2 separate regions of the Homo sapiens genome follow, and region 1 is linked to region 2. A link is an interaction called in ENCODE POLR2A ChIA-PET data of the cell type or tissue named here. Cell type or tissue: Caco-2. All regions are shown on one strand. Region 1 overlaps NSD2 (nuclear receptor binding SET domain protein 2). Region 2 overlaps SLBP (stem-loop histone mRNA binding protein).

Evidence for each region. Peaks named below come from ENCODE experiments on the same cell type or tissue, not always from the same donor. Only the 100,000 strongest peaks of a DNase experiment are listed, where the experiment ranks them.
Region 1: POLR2A ChIA-PET joins it to region 2 with 10 read pairs; 2 of 35 experiments call an interaction of 5 or more read pairs at or near these places.

The regions. Positions count from the first base shown.
Region 1 is chr4:1,901,882-1,904,381 of GRCh38, reverse strand. It overlaps NSD2 (nuclear receptor binding SET domain protein 2), which reads right to left. Exons shown (of 22, transcript NM_001042424.3): 3 at 4-166. Among named protein-coding and RNA genes, the nearest start is that of NSD2, 32 kb to the right of the region's middle. In Caco-2, no CTCF peak of the experiment used is centred here; no DNase peak of the experiment used is centred here.
Region 2 is chr4:1,707,972-1,710,471 of GRCh38, reverse strand. All of the region lies in intron 2 of SLBP (stem-loop histone mRNA binding protein), which reads left to right. Among named protein-coding and RNA genes, the nearest start is that of SLBP, 3.1 kb to the left of the region's middle. In Caco-2, no CTCF peak of the experiment used is centred here; DNase peaks (open chromatin) are centred at 1,011 and 1,648; H3K4me3 peaks cover 112 bases.

The DNA of each region.
Region 1 (2,500 bases), 190 kb before region 2:
TACCTTTAAGTTTGGTATAGCTGTGAAGGAGTGGATCTGCAGAAACCATGCAAGGCCACCAAGGGTAACCCGACACTTTGGACCACACCAAATCACCAACGTTGTATTTCAACAGGTGGTCTTTGTCTCTTCCAGTGTTTGGACAAGACTCTTTCTTAGCTGGAATCTGAAAATGAACAACAGAAGACAAACACTAACACATCCAATCACTACCTGTGTATCCAGAAGACCAAGGATTCACCAGGCTACAATGTCCAAATACACACAGACCCCCAAAAATGGAGTGTGCTCCCTTGCTGTGTTTTAGATGATAGCCTCAACATCGTTTCATCAAAATTTTGTCTCTCAGGCCAGGTGCGGTGGCTCACGCCTGTAGTCCCAGCACTTTGGGAGGCCAACGTGGGCGGATCACGAGTTCAGGAGATCAAGACCATCCTGGCTAACACAATGAAACCCTGTCTCTACTAAAAATACAAAAAATTAGCCGGGCGTGGTGGCAGGCGCCTGTAATCCCAGCTACTCAGGAAGCTGAGGCAGGAGAATGGCGTGAACCCGGGAGGCGGAGCTTGCAGTGAGCCGAGATCACGCCACTGCACTCCAGCCTGGGCGACAGGGCGAGACTCCATCTCAAAAAAAAAAAAAAAAAAAATTTCTCTCTCACTCTCAGCTAAAGGATCAGGACAGTGCATAGCACACAGCAGGTGTTCAACATTTTGAAGATCTCTATATAAATCTATTTCCTTGGCCTAGTATTAATAGACGGTCTTTAATGGTACTTTATTCAACTGGTCGAAAAGGAATTCTCACAGAATTCCAAATCCATACTGACTTCTGCCCCTCCAGTCATGTCTGACGATCAGTTCTCAGCAGCCCATGTGTCACCAACATGAACCATCCCAGTGTGGTGAGGGCAAGGGCACCAGGAGGACTAGGAGCAAGTCTCGGCTCCATCACATGTAATTTGAGTCCTTGGGGCTCTCTGAGCCTCAATTTCTCCATCTCTAGAACATAATGGGTAGGTTAAGGCTGAACATTCCACCAAAGAAAAACTCCTCCCCACAAGCCACTCACAGTTCTGCTCTCCAGTGGAAATAAGCACAGCCAGCATGGCCCCAACCCTCCAAGGGTGAATCTCTAGCCTTGCTCAAGAGCACTATACACATGAGTAAATTGTTCCACTGCCTCAGGCCTCAGTTTTCTCACCTGTAAGCTGAAGAGGCCGGCCCAAAACCTTGCCATAAGCATGCTGGTGAAGCCTGGCATGAGCTGCCACATGACACATTTTCATGTTTTTTTGATCCTCCCATCTCAGCCTCCCTAGTAGCTGGGACCACAGGCAGTGCCACCACGCCCAGCTAATTTTATTTTTTATAGAGACCGGGTCTCGCTATGTTGCCCAGGCTAGTCTTGAACTCCTGGGCTCAAGCAATCTTCCTGCCTCAGCCTCCCAAAGTGCTGGGATTACAGATGTGAGCCACCCCATCAGGCCTGACATACTTTCAGAACAGCTACCAGATTACTGCACAGCAACCCAGGTTTACATTTATTGACCCCACTCTCCAGAGGAAGAGTCAAAATTCAGGTTGAGTTACTCAAGTTTTAACAAAACCAAGGGACATGGCTAGGAATAAAAGCCAGATTTTTTTGTTTGGTTTGTTTTTCAGTTGGAGGAGAAAGAAAAAGCCAGCTCTGATGCAGGAACATCGTTTGAGGTCAGGAGTTCGTGAACAGCCTGTGCAACATACCAAGACCCTGTCTCAAAACAAAACAGCTAGGACTCTGACAACTTGCACAGGCCTCTTCCCAAGCAAAAGCATGAGGTTCAATACTGCTGTGGGCACTTCAAAAAATCTTTGTAGGCTGGGCATGGTAGCTCATACCTGTAACTCGAGCACTTCAGGAGGCAGAGGTGGGAGGATCGTTTGAGCCCAGGGGTTTGAGACCAGCCTGGGCAACACAGCAAGACCCTGTCCTACAAAAAATAAAAAATTAACTGGGCATATAGTGGTGCACACCTGTGGTCCAACTACTCAGGAGGGTGAGGTAGGAGGATCACCTAAGCCTGGGAGGTCAAGGCTGTTGTGAGCCATGATCACACCACTGCCCTCTAGCCTGGACAACAGAGACCATCTCAAAATAAATAAATAAATAAATAAAATTTAAAAACTTCACCACTGCCATTACATGAGCGAGAACTAAACAGCTCCTGAGTAATCAAAAAACGTTTTTTTAACCCTCAAAGCTCTTCATTATTTTAACAATTTCAAGGAGTTACAACTAAAAAGCAACACCCTATAGACCACCAGATGAACAGAGACTGCTGCCCCATCAAGAGTTCCTTCCTTCTGCCAAAGCCATGGCCCCTTGGTTGTTTCCTATGGCTTATACTCATCCGAGTGTCAGGGCCATCCCGAGTGCCACGTGAAGGCGTGGAGACACCATCACCAGGCAGAATGGAGCAGCACCACCACACCTTTCCATCGCAAGTTAGGATAAGGAA
Region 2 (2,500 bases):
TCCTAAAGCAATTGAGACCTGTCTCAGACACTTTTTGGTTTACACAGGAAAGAGGCATCAAGAATGACTCAAGCCTTTAGGTCTGAACGCTGTTGATTGGGGCCATTTGCTAAGATAGAGAAGATGGGCTGGAGCAGCTAGGCATGGGAAGTTGTGAGGCTTGAGAAGCTGCTTAGAGAAGCAAAGGAGATGTCAAGAAAGGTAACGGAGTGTAGGAGTCTACATGGGAGGCATCTTCAGGCACAGTGAGTTACCAGGACATAGAGATGATATTTAGAGACTTGGGTCTAGGGGGCTGGGCGCAGTGGCTCCTGCCTGTAATCCCAGCACTTTGGGAGGCCAAGGCGGGCCCATCACCTGAGGTCAGGAGTTCGACACCAGCCTGACTAACATGGAGAAACCCCATTGTTGGGGACCAGCCTCGACACTTACCCGGAATGAGAAGAGACAGGTTAAGAGCTCATAAAGGTGGGAGCCAGGGGACCAGTTGGAAAATGGAGGCTGCAAAAGGCCCGGAGTTGCGGTCTCCACACTATTTATTGAGTACAATCACTTTAAGAAGTAGGCCGGGCGCGGTGGCTCATGCCTGTAATCCCAGCGCCTTGGCAAAAGGCGGGTGGATCACGAGGTCAGGAGATGGAGACCATCCTGGCTAACACGGTGAAAACCCGTCTCTACTAAAAATACAAAAAATTAGCCGGGCGTGGTAGCGGGCGCCTGTAGTCCCAGCTACTCAGGAGGCTGAGGCAGGAGAATGGTGTGAACCCGGGAGGCGGAGCTTGCGATGAGCCGAGATCGCCCCACTACACTCCAGCTGGGGCAATAGAGCGAGACTCCGTCTCAAAAAAAAAAAAAAAAGAAGTAGATGTTCAGGGTGAAACAGTGAAAGGGAGGCAGGCGTCATAGGCGTAATTATAGCGGTTTCAATGAATCTCCTTTGTGCTCAAACAGCATATCTAACTTATTGGAGAGTAGCTAGTGGGAGCGGGCTTAACTAGGAGCCTGCAAATCTGTCCACATTCCAGTGCTTTAAAGGAATGTCTTTCTTCTTGAACACTGTTTACAGATAAGAGAGCAGGTCTCGCTCTGAGCATGGGAACATGATGGCAATTAGGAGGCTTTCCTCCTCAGAGGCCTCTTGTGGCTTTTCACAACTTACTGTGCCATATTTTTATGGCCAGCTTATACAGGCACTCGATAAGCCTTTTTCCCAACACCCCATCTCTACTAAAAATACAAAATTAGTCGGGCATGGTGGCGCATGCCTGTAATCCCAGCTACTCGGGAGGTTGAGGCAGGAGAATCCCTTGAACCCAGGAGGTGGAGGTTGCGGTGAGCCGAGATCACGCCATTGCCTTCCAGCCTGGGCAATAAGAGTGAAACTGTCTCAAAAAAAAAAAAAAGACAAAAGACTTGGGTCTACGGGTGGGTACAGAAGAGGCCCTAGGTCCAGATATGAAGGGAAGGTAAACAAACCTTATTGAGATCAAGCTCTGAACTCTCCAGTGGTCTCATTTAGCTGAAGATAAAAATATTAAATCCTTACAGTGCTTTAGAAGTTATGGAAGTTTTTGGTGTCCTCATTCCTCAAACTATAGGAATGCTTCTGTCCTAGGGCCTTTGCACTTGGTATTTGCACATTGTGGATAATGCCTGGAGGCACCTGACAAATAGAGCCAGCTCGTTGATGGATAAGATCTAGAAGTACTCTTTGGAAGGTTGTTAGCTTAGTGTGTAAAATTAGGCTTTGTTGTCCCAAGATAGGGTAGATTATGAATATAACCTACTTAATCTAAGAAATGGACTTAAAGATACCAAAATATGGCATGTAGTATATGGTCATTCACATACACAGGCTTTAAATTATTCTTGTAGTTCAGGAATTTGTTATGTTGGCAGACCCAGACTTGAACCTCTTGATACACTAGTGAGGATGCTTGTATCCAATCCTGGACAAACCTCTATTGAGTCAATTTAATTTTCAGTTAATTACCTAATTTGATTTCATAACTTTCTACCATTTTTAGAATCTGGAAATTTACTTTTAGAAATCCAATTTAAGTTTATCTGAGTTGTGTGACTGTAAGGGAAGAAATGATAATTACATAAGAGGATTATTCATTTGTTACTGCAATTGCATTTTCAAAGCACAGCATTTGGTTTACAGCTAAAATAGGTTGCTTATTTGTTGTAATTAAAGTTAGTATCTAGTGTATTTTTTTGTGACGGGGCATAACTGTCAACCAGGCTGGAGTTCAGTGGTGTGATCTCACCTCACTGTAACCTCTGCCTTCCAAGTTCAAGCAGTTCTCCTGCTTCAGCCTCCAAGTAGCTGGGACTACAGGCATGCGCCACCACGCCCGCCTGATTTTTTTTTTTTTTTTTTCGTTTTTGAGATAGAGTCTTGCTCTGTCGCCCAGGCTGGAGTGCAGTGGCGCGATCTCAGCTCACTGCAACCTCTGCCTCCCGGGTTCAAGCAATTCTCCTGCCTCAGCCTCCT